Regions from separate parts of the Homo sapiens genome. Here region 1 is linked to region 2. Evidence: chromatin contacts called from ENCODE Hi-C data. All regions are on one chromosome and are shown on one strand. Each heading gives the region's core, a stretch centred on a gene start or an enhancer-like site at or near the end of the contact. The rest is flanking DNA. Distances are from core to core; before and after follow the strand shown.

The links. Hi-C counts contacts between places; a loop is a spot of excess contacts on that map. Pooled maps may share reads with other maps.
Region 1: a pooled map shows a loop between it and region 2 (3-fold over the local background). The contact joins two enhancer-like sites. A Hi-C loop is called at or near these places in 2 of 50 pooled maps.

What each region holds. Positions count from the first base shown.
Region 1 is chr1:248,790,062-248,795,142 of GRCh38, forward strand. No RefSeq gene overlaps it. Among named protein-coding and RNA genes, the nearest start is that of SH3BP5L, 33 kb to the right of the region's middle. RefSeq lists a silencer at 3,514-3,603. Within about 2 kb of position 2,475, at least 2 of the 41 ENCODE cell types and tissues checked have a DNase peak (open chromatin) inside an H3K27ac peak, as active enhancers do.
Region 2 is chr1:247,408,710-247,414,250 of GRCh38, forward strand. No RefSeq gene overlaps it. Among named protein-coding and RNA genes, the nearest start is that of NLRP3, 4.7 kb to the right of the region's middle. RefSeq lists enhancers at 1,648-1,697, 1,808-1,867. Within about 2 kb of position 1,287, at least 4 of the 41 ENCODE cell types and tissues checked have a DNase peak (open chromatin) inside an H3K27ac peak, as active enhancers do.

The sequences.
Region 1 (5,081 bases), core at 1,225-3,724, 1.4 Mb after region 2:
ACAAGGGGTTATGGTCTGGGCGTATGGCTCACTCCTATAATCCCAGCACTTTGAGAGGCTGGGGTGGGCGGGTCACAAGGTCAGGGGTTCAAGACCAGCTTGGCCAACATGGAGAAACCCCATCTCTACTAAAGATACAAAAAATTAGCCGGGCATGGTGGTGCATGCCTGTAATCCCAGCTACTCGGGAGGCTGAGGCAGGAGAATCACTTGAACCCGGGAGGCGGAGGCTTCAGTGAGCCAAGATCACGCCACTGCACTCCAGCCTGGGCAACAGGGCAAGACACCATCTCAAAAAAAAAAAAAAAAGACGAGGGGTTATGAAGACCAAGATTTTTATCATACAGATCAAATCTCCAGGTAGGAGATTCTCAACAGAATGTAGATTTTCCCTACAAAAAAATAGCTGTACCAGGCCTTTTTAAAATATGTCAAAGATACATATTTTGGGGTAAAATAATTTGATTTCTTTCAGGGCCTGCTGTTATGTTGGTATGTTATTGCTATAAAGAGCTACTATGTCAGTCTTCAGGTCTCTGTTTTAATGTTAATGCTGGTCAGTTGTGCCTGAATTCCAAAGAGAGTACGTTATAATGAGGCATGTCCAACCTCCGCTTCCCATGATGGCCTGAACTAGTTTTTCAGGTTAACTTCAGGACGTCCTTATCCAAGAGGAGGGGTCTGTTCAGTTGGTTGGGGGCTTAGAATTTTATTTTTGGCTTACAGCTTTATAAACGGAAAAGGGCTCCGGGAAGCAGAAGAGAGAGCTAAAAGAGAATTGGTCATTTCAAAGTTAGTTTCCTTGTAAAAGTTAAAGCAAAGGGTACTTTCTCATCATGTCAGCTAAAATTGGCTTGTTTGAGGATCTATTACCTCTCTCTCTTGATTTCCTGGCAAGTCAGATAAACAGCTTAGTTTGAGCTTGGTATTGTGGACCTTCAGCATGAGTGACTTCACTTTGGTTTGGTCTATTGGGCTCAGTGGCAGGGGCTCAGTCTAAACCAATGGCCTCCTATAAATTTTATTCGATGGGAGTTAAATAAAGGGAATGTGTGTTAAATAAAGAGAACATGTGGAATGGCTCCAGTATCTCTGTCAACCCCAAGGCCTAGATGGCAGCAGAGCCTCACACTGGACAAGGCGAGAGATCAATAAAGGGTATTCAGACTGGACGGGCCTCTTCTGGTTAAAGAATGGCCCAGGGGCAAAGGTTTGTGTTGGGTCCTGAAACCTGAAAGAGAGGTTTAGACAGCCTTTTCTGAGCAATCTGCACACCCTCTTATCTTAGAATAGTTCATTTATTGGTGCCATGTGTTTAGCAGAACACAAACGGCTCCAAGACATATCCTTGGTATAGCTGATTTACAGAGGAGTTATTGGGAATTAACTGTCTGGAGCCATAGCTGTCGATATCAGCCCTCAGTATGACTTAACATCATCATCTGTGGATCTTTACACATATATCCGTGTCCAGTTTATCCTCAGAGATTCTGATCTAAGCTGCCAGGAGAGGGGCCTTAGCAACTTTATTATTTAAGTTGGGCCTGGAATGGTGAACGCATCGGTAAAATGGCAGATGTATAAGAAGTGCTCAGAAACGTGCCGAGCATTGTGTGGTCCAGCAGGGATCCCTGCAGGTGACTCTGCTCTTTCAGGGCAGCCATCATCCTTGCAACCTCCCAGGAAATGGCTCCTCAGGGGAACCAAGATCCATGCCCTGCACCCCGCCCAACTCAGCAAGATGGAAACTCTACTCTAGAGTGTTACAGCCAAGAACACACGGCTTCCTCTCCGCAGTGCTCCCAGTCAGGGGACAACTCAGCAAGATGGAAACTCTACTCTAGACTGTTACAGGCAAGAACACACGGCTTCCTCTCCGCAGTGCTCCCAGTCAGGGGACAACTCAGCAAGATGGAAACTCTACTCTAGACTGTTACAGCCAAGAACACACGGCTTCCTCTCCCCAGTGCTCCCAGTCAGGGGACAACTCAGCAAGATGGAAACTCTACTCTAGACTGTTACAGGCAAGAACACACGGCTTCCTCTCTGCAGTGCTCCCAGTCAGGGGACAACTCAGCAAGATGGAAACTCTACTCTAGACTATTATAGCCAAGAACACACAGCTTCCTCTCCCCAAAGCTCCCAGTCAGGGGACAAACTTCTGTCAACCTACATTGACAGAGAGGGAGACTCTCTAACGAAAATGATGTTTATTTAGGAATAGAATTGCAATGGGAATATATGTGCCATAGAAAACTATGTGTGTATTCAGGGAGGTAACAGAAGACAGTGGTTTTTAAAGGAAAAATAAGGAGGATTACATAATTGTTTTGAGATAACTGTCCTTGGCTATAAGAATCAAATAATAAAGGTGGTGCCAGTCTGAGGTTGGACAAGCAGTTGCTGGGCAGATGTCCTCGCAGAATTATATTTTTGTGTAAGGCTGTGATGGTCTTTGTGCAAGGCTGTGGTTTTTGCAGAGCTTTTTGTGATAGTTCCTGTTATCAGGCATTCGTGCGTGAGAACCCTCTGTTCACGGCCTTTTCTGGCTCTTTTTGTCGGAGCTTTGTTAACAAGGGACTTGTTTTGATTCTGATAACTTTCACACTTTCTGGAGCAGAAAGTTAGCATGTCTCATCCTACCCCCAGTTTCTTCCTACTGAAGATAATAAATTCCAGGTGAGTATGGCTGACAAGTGAAGACTCCCTTCTTCCTTGCCTCTCCTAGTCATGGGATACAGGCTCGACCTTGAGAATACTGCACATACTGCAAATACTGAGGCCCCAATCACCACTGCCCTAGTTCACTGGCAGCAGTCCCATGCCAATAAAGGCCAACCTGAGAAATTCTAGGGCTGCTGCACACCATTCTACCAAGTGCTCAGCTCCTAAAGTAGAGGCGTCACTCAGGAGAAGCATGCCATTTTCTCCAGAGCCATGGCTCAGAGATTTTACCCAGGGGCAGAAGCAGGCATAGAACAGAGAGCTCCAGCTTTCTACTCAAAGGAACAGACCTCACTTATAACTGAGTCTGAAGTTCAAGTCTAAGAGTCCTCTAAATATAGGGGGAATAAAACAGTGGCGGTTGCGGTGAAAGGCGATTGGGAAGCAATTAGTAGATTCATTGACGATTGCTATGGACTGAATGCTTGTGTTCCCCCAAAATTCATATGTTGAAATTATAACCCCCAATGTGATGATATTAGGAGATGGGGCCTTCGGAAGGTCATTAGATCATGAGGGTGGAGCCCTCATGAATGGAATTAGTGACCTTATAAAAGGGACCCCAGAGAGCTCTCTCACCTTCTTTCCACCATGTGAAGATACAATGAGAAGTCAACAGTCTGCAACCTGAAGAGGGCCTTCACCAGAACCTGACCATGCTGGCATCCTGATCTTGGACTTTCAGTGTCCAGAACCGTGAGAAATAAATTTCTTTTGTCTATAAGCCACCTAGTTTATAATATTTTGTAATAGCACACCAAGCTGACTAAGACAGAAATATAGGCTAAACTGTAGGCCGGCTGGTTTGCCAGAGAGAAACAAGACACCAGACAACTACAAAGAGCCCTCCTGGAGTCAGAACATGTTTCAGTGACTTTGGTAACTGTCCCTACAAAGGAGCCTGAATTTGATTAGCTAAGCCTATAGGGCAATGGATGCCCAGAGCATTGTTGAAAACAGCTGAGCAATCAGCCTGCAATTAGAGAGCTTAACAGCTGAGTAAGTTCAGGAATAGATAGTCAAAAAGAAATCTGCCAAAACCACCATCATCCCACAATGACTGTGGGCATACCAAAGGTTGTGTCCTGTGAGGAGCAACATTAGAGGCTTAGAGGCTTCCCACTGCAGGGGGTGGGGAAGAATGAGTGTGGTAGTGGGAGAATAGGCTTCAGGAAAATAATCCAGCTAATCACTACACAAATAAGCAGGCAAATAACAATAACAAGCCCACCTGAGGTGGCGGGCACACCCGGAGTTGCTTCAGTACGTGATCTAAAATGTCCAGTTTCCAACAAACGTTATGAGACATGCAAAGAAACAGAAAATATGGCCCATAAACTAAAGAAAAATCAGGAAACAGAAACTGCCTCTATGAATGATATATTAGTCAGGATTGTCCAGGAAAACAGAATCAACAGGATGTTTAGAGACAGAGAGAGAGAGAGAGAGAGAGAGAGAGAGGTTCATTTTAAAGGATTTCTTCATGCAGTTGTGGGGGCTTGGCAAGTTCAAATGTGCAGAGTAGGCTGGCAGGGCTGAAAATCCAGGGAAGACTTGTAATTTGAGTCCAAAGGCAGTCTTCTGGCAAAAGTCTTCCTTCTTCCAAGGAGGTTAGTCTTTTTCTATAAAGGCTTTCCACTGATTTGAGGAGGCCCACCCATATCATAATGGGTAATCTGCTGTACTCAGTCTACAGATTTAAATATTAGTCTCATCCAATATATAACTTCACAGAAATTTCTAGAATAATATTTGACAAAATATTTGGATACCGTGTGGCCTAAGTTGACACATAAAATTCACCTTCACAAGTTACCAGATGTCAGATTTAACAAAGTTTCATGGCTCACACCTGTAATCCCAACACTTTGGGGGGCCAAGGAGAGTGGATCACCTGAGGTCAGGAGTTCGAGAACAGTCTGGCCAACATGAAGAAACCCCGTCTCTATTAAAAATACAAAATTTAGCCAGGCGTGGTGGCCCATGCCTGTAATCCCAGCTACTCAGGAGACTGAAGCAGGAGAATTGCTTGAACCCAGGAGGCAGAGGTTGTGGTAAGCCGAGATCACACCATTGTACTCCAGCTTGGGAAAAGATTGCGAAACTCCATCTCAAAAAAAAAAAAAAAAGTCTTCAAAGTAGTTCAAAGAACTAAAGGAAACTTGATTAAACAACTAAAGGAAGGTATGATGATAATATCACATCAGATAGAGAATATCAATAGATAGAAATTATTTTTTAAATGTAAATTCTGGAGTTGAAAAGTACAATAGCTGAAATAAAAAATTTAGCAGAGTTCAACATTGGACTTGAATTTGCAGAAGAAAGAACAAACTTGAAGATTGACTGATAGAGAT
Region 2 (5,541 bases), core at 37-2,536:
ATTCCTCGAGTTTCCGGTGGGCGATATAAATGAGAGGTGTGGACGGAAAGTAGGAGGTAGTAGGGAGTGGTGAGGACTGTGGAAAACCTGAGTCCATGCTCAGTGGGGGCAGCCTGCACAAGCTCCTGGTGCCACGTTTGTTGAAGGGATGGTGGTTGACTTAGTTCTAGAATTCTAAGTTTTAAACAGAAACCTGAAATCTGACTAGTTTATGTAAAAGCCCTGATTTTACATCTTGGCAACAAACTTAGAAATGTAAGTATACTGTGAGACTGAGATTTTGTGTCTATACCTCACAATAAAGATGAATCAACTAAAAATGTATTCAAAAGAAGACAATATTTTTTAAAAGCACCGAAAATTGTGAAAAAGAAAAAAATGTAGGTGGGATTGAATTTATTCCCTCATATATGAAACTGTTTATATTTCAGCAATGAAATAAAATATAAGTGACTCAGTCACTGGTTTTTAGTCAAGCCATGTATGCCTCACAAAAATCATACTATTGGCTGGGCGTGGTGGCTCGCGCCTGTAATCCCAGCACTTTGGGAGGCCGAGGTGCGTGGATCACCTGAGGTCAGGAGTTGGAGACCAGCCTGACCAATATGGTGAAACCCCATCTCTACTAAAAATACAAAAATTAGCCGGGCGTGGTGGTGGGTGCCTGTAGTCCCAGCTACTCGGGAGGCTGAGGCAGGAGAATTGCTTGAATGCGGGAGGCAGAAATTACAGTGAGCCGAGATTGCGCCACTGCACTCCAGCATGGGCAATAGAGTGGACTCCGTCTCAAGTAAACAAACAAACAAATGAACAAAAAACAAAATCATACTATCTATTACTTTTGTAATGAAGAATACTTACCTGTTTTCCTTCTCTTTGTGAGTTTGCAATAAAGTCCTCTCGATTTGCTTTAACTTGGCATGTGTCTTTCAGAGATATTGGAGAGCACTGGGAGGCATTCCTTAAAGGTAGATGAGGCAAAGAACCAAGACAAGGGGCTCTGGCTCTAACACTCTTGGTGGGTTCTAGAGATCAGATTATGAACACAGGAAAAGGAGAAGATAAATGGGATGAAGAAGCCAATTCCAACATATTACATAGCATGCTTATATGAAGGACTTGGCTTTCGTAAAGTAAGAACTGACAGCTTTTTTCTTGATGGCCATCCACTTTTTAGTCTGTGTCTCAGAAAGTGTAGAGGTCGAGGAATCGGGGGCCCCTGGGACTCTTGGGTCATAGACACATTAGGAAAACCCACCTCAGCTGGGGAAGCTGACTCAGCGCCAGCACTCCAGGCCCCAGAGGAGCAGTCACCCCTGGAAAGAGGGAAGAGCAGCAGCAGCAACGGAAGGTCACGTCTCCTCACAAGAACTCACAAAGTCTCGCTAATGTTATGACTGTACTTTCTGAAACCCAATTTGTCTTTGTTCATACCTTTTCCCTTCCTGCTAGTCACATTTTTTCTGGTGAGAGAAAGTGAAATTGCCATTTTTAATATCAGCCAGTCACTTTCAGTTTGAAATGCAGTCTGTTTCTTGGTAACCTCAGATACTTTGGCACTCCCCACCTCCGATCTCTTCTGTTCTCTCTAGTAGGGGAGGATGTCTGGCTTCTGGGCTGATCTCTGCCTTTGCTGAGCACCCCTGAGATCATCCCACTTGGGCTTGTGTCTTAGTCCGTTTGTACTAACAAAACACCTGAGACTGGGTAATTTCTAAGGAGCAGAAATTTATTTCTTAGAGCTCTGGAGGCCGTGAGGTCCAGGATCAAGGCGCTGGCCTTGGTGCCCGGTGAGAAGTGCTCTCTGCTTCCAAGATGGTGCCTTGTTGCCATGTCCTCACATGGCCCATGGCAGATAGGCAAGAGAGAGCACCCCCTTGAACCCGGAGCCCTTTTACAAGTGTGTGAATCCCATTCATCACCCCACAAACTCAATCACCCCACAAACACCACACCCCTGAATACTATTGTATTGGGGGATTAAGTTCTTTTTAAATTTTTATTTATTTGCGTATTTTTATTTATTTATTTATTTGGAGACAGGATTTGGCTCTGTCACCCAGGCTGAAGTGCAGTGACACAATCTCAGTTCACTGCAAGCCTTGACTTCCTGGGTTCAGAAGATCCTCCCACCTCAGCCTCCCCAGTAGCTGGGGACCACAGGTGATTTCAACTTGAAATCATTCATGCAATTTTAGTTTGGAATTCAGTGCTGTGAGTTCCAGTCCACTTAAGTGAGCTTTGGGTATTTAATGGAAGCAATTATTTTTCTTAAATGTACAAGAGTAAATTATTATTATTTTTTTTTGCATGAATGATGTATGGAAAATCACCGCGTTTTACTTTTGTGAGTTGACTTATTTATTTGTGTTGATTTTGATATTCCCAAATCTGAAACAAAATTTTTTCAGAATGCATAATAACACACAGAGTATGGTGGTCTTTCATTGACAAGTTTTTATGTATGATTAGAGTATCTTTTCAAGATTCATAATCTGCATTTTTTTAATATAGGGTCTCACTCTGTCACCCAGGCTGGAGTGCAGTGGCACAGTCCTAGCTCACTGCAGCCTCAATTTCCTGGGCTCAAGCGATCCTCCCACCTCAGCGTCCTGAGTAGCTGGTACTACAGGCATGCACCACCACATCCGTCTATTTTTTAATTTTTTGTGGAGATGGGGTCTCACTATGTTGCCCAGGCTGCTCTTGGCCTCCTGGCTTCAAGTGATCCTCCTGCCTCAAACCTCCCAAAGCGTTGGGATTACAGGTGTGAGCCACTGAAACTGGCCTGACCTACAATTTGAATACTACTGTACAGTTTACATTTTGCTGTCAGGTATTATTTTATTTATTTTTTCCTCTCTACAATAATGTATTATAGATCAGGTCTTGTTTTATTTGAGCCTCACAGGAAAGCTGAGGTGAGGGTCGCAGGCAAGGAGTCGGACCACAGGAGTGGTCGCAGCATTCAGCGGAGAGTGAAGCAGCGAAGGCTGGAAACCTCATCTGCTTCTCGTGAACTTCCCACTGCCCCAAGTGACTGATGTCCTTACACAATTGCAGCCAGTTCGCCAGCTGCATGAGTGACAGTGGCATAATTGACGATTGCCAAAAACGGAAACAGCCCAACTGTCCTTTGCCTAGGGAATAGAAAACCAAATTGTGGCCTATCCAACCCATGAAATACTTAACTGCAGTAAAAAGGAATAAGCTACTGATCTGAATCTCACAGGCATCATATGAAGTGAGCGGACTCGCTCACCAAAGGCTGCACACTGTTTATGTGATGCTCTGGAAAAGGTAATGCTTTAGCAGGTGGAAGAAGTGGGGCTGCGGGTGGGGACAGAGGCTGACTATGTGGCAGCACAGTGGGTGGGGACAGAGGCTGCACAGGGAGCATGTGCAGCTGATGCAGGTGCTCTGTGTGGGCTGTGGTGGTGGGTAGCTATATGCTTGTGAGCACTCACAGGCCTGTGCATGAAAAAGGTGCGAATATTTATTTTATTGTACATATTTCAGGTGTATAACATGGCAGTTTGATATACATAGTGAAATGATTGCTGCAGTCAAGCAAATTAACATGAGTTAACATAGCCACCATCTCACATAATAATCTTTCTTGTGGGTGGTAAAAACATCTAAAATCTCTCTTAGCAAATTTCAGGTTTATAATATTTTTAACTATCGTTCCCACACTGTTTGTTAGATCTCTCGGCTTATTTATCCTACATAACCGAAATTTCGTACCCTTTGACCGTCATTTTATTTCCTCTACCCCGGTAACTCTCTGTTTCTATATATTCAACTATTTTTTTTTGAGACAGGATCTCGGTCTGTCACTCAGGCTGGAGTGCAGTGGTGTGATCTCGGCTCACTGCAGCCTCGACCTCCCAGACTCAAGCAATCCTCCCACCTCAGCCTCCCAGCCTCTCAAGTAGCTGGGGTGACATGTGCACACCACTGCACCTGGCTTCCTTCCCTCCCTCCCTCCTTTCTTTTCTTTTTTTCATTTTTTTGGTAGAGGTGAAGCCTCACTATCTTGCCCAGGCTGGTCTCAAGCTCTTGGGCTCAAGTGATCCACTCACCTCAGCCTCCCAAAGTGCTGGGATTACAGGTGTGAGGCACCACTCCTGGCCTAACTTTTTTTTTTTTTTTTTTTAAGGTTCCACATATGAGTGAGATCATGTAGTGTTTGTCTTTCTGTGCCTGGCTTATTATGCTTTGTGTAAAGTCCACCGGGTTCATCTATGTTGTGGCAAATAGCAGAGTCTCAATTTTTAATACTAACTAAGATTGTATTGTGTATATATGCCCCAAACTCTTTATTTATTCATCTGTCAATAGACACTTGGGTTGTTTGCCTATCTGGACCATGGTGAATAATGCTGCTATGAACATGAGTGCACAGATGTCTTTGTGAGGTGGTGATTTTATTTCCTTTGGATACACACTCAGAAGAAGGATTGCTGGGTCATACGGTAGTTCTATTTTTAATTTCTTTAGGAACCTCCATATTGTTTTCTGCAATGGCTGCACCAATCTGCATTCCCAGCAGCAATGTGCAAGGGTTCCCTGTTCTTCACGCCCTAGCCAATGTTTGTCTCTTGTCATTTTGCTAATAGCCATCCTAACAGGTTTGAGGTGGTACCTCATTGTGGGTTTGGTTTGCATTTCCCTGATGATTAGTGATGTTGAGCACTTTTTTGTATACATGTTGACCATTTTTGTTTCTTTTTTAGAGAAATGTCTATTCAGTTCCTTTCTTCATTTTAAAAATCAGATTATTTGTTTTATGCTTTGAGTTGTGTGAATTCCTTACATATTTTGCATATTAACTACTTATCTGATATATGGCTTAAAACTATTTTCTTCCAATTTGTTGGCTACCTTTTCACTCTGTTGATTGTTTCTTTTGCTATACAGGAGCTTTTTACTTTGATGTATTCCCACTTATTTATCTTTACTTTTGTTCCTTTGCTTTTGTTGAGACATTAAAAATATCCATGCCAAGGCTAATATCAAGAAGTTTTCTCCTCTGTTTTCTATTTTTTATATTTAGTTTTTTATCTGTTTAGAGATTGGGTCTCATTCTGTTACCCAGGCTGGAATGCAGTAGTGTCATTATAGCTCACTGTAACCTCAAATTCCTGGGCTCAAGTGATCTTCTTGCCTCGGCCTCCTGAGTAGCTGGGCTACAGGTGCACAGCACCATGCCTGGCTAATTTTTTTTTTTTTAATTTTGTAGACACAAAGTCTCACTATGTTGCCCAGGCTGACTGTGAACTTCTGGCCTCAGGTGATCCTCCTGCCTCAGCCTCCCAGAGTGCTGGGATTACAGGCATGAGCCACCATGCCTGGCTTCTTCTCTATTTTCTTCTAGGAGTTTTACAGTTTTAGATCTTATGTTTAGATCTTTAATCCATTTTGAGTTGGTTTTTGTGTGTGCCAAGTTTTATTCTTTTGCGTGTGGAAATCCAGTTTCACCAAAAGCTTAATTTTTCAAAATCTTATATTTTTCTTGATTTTTTTTTCACACTTCTA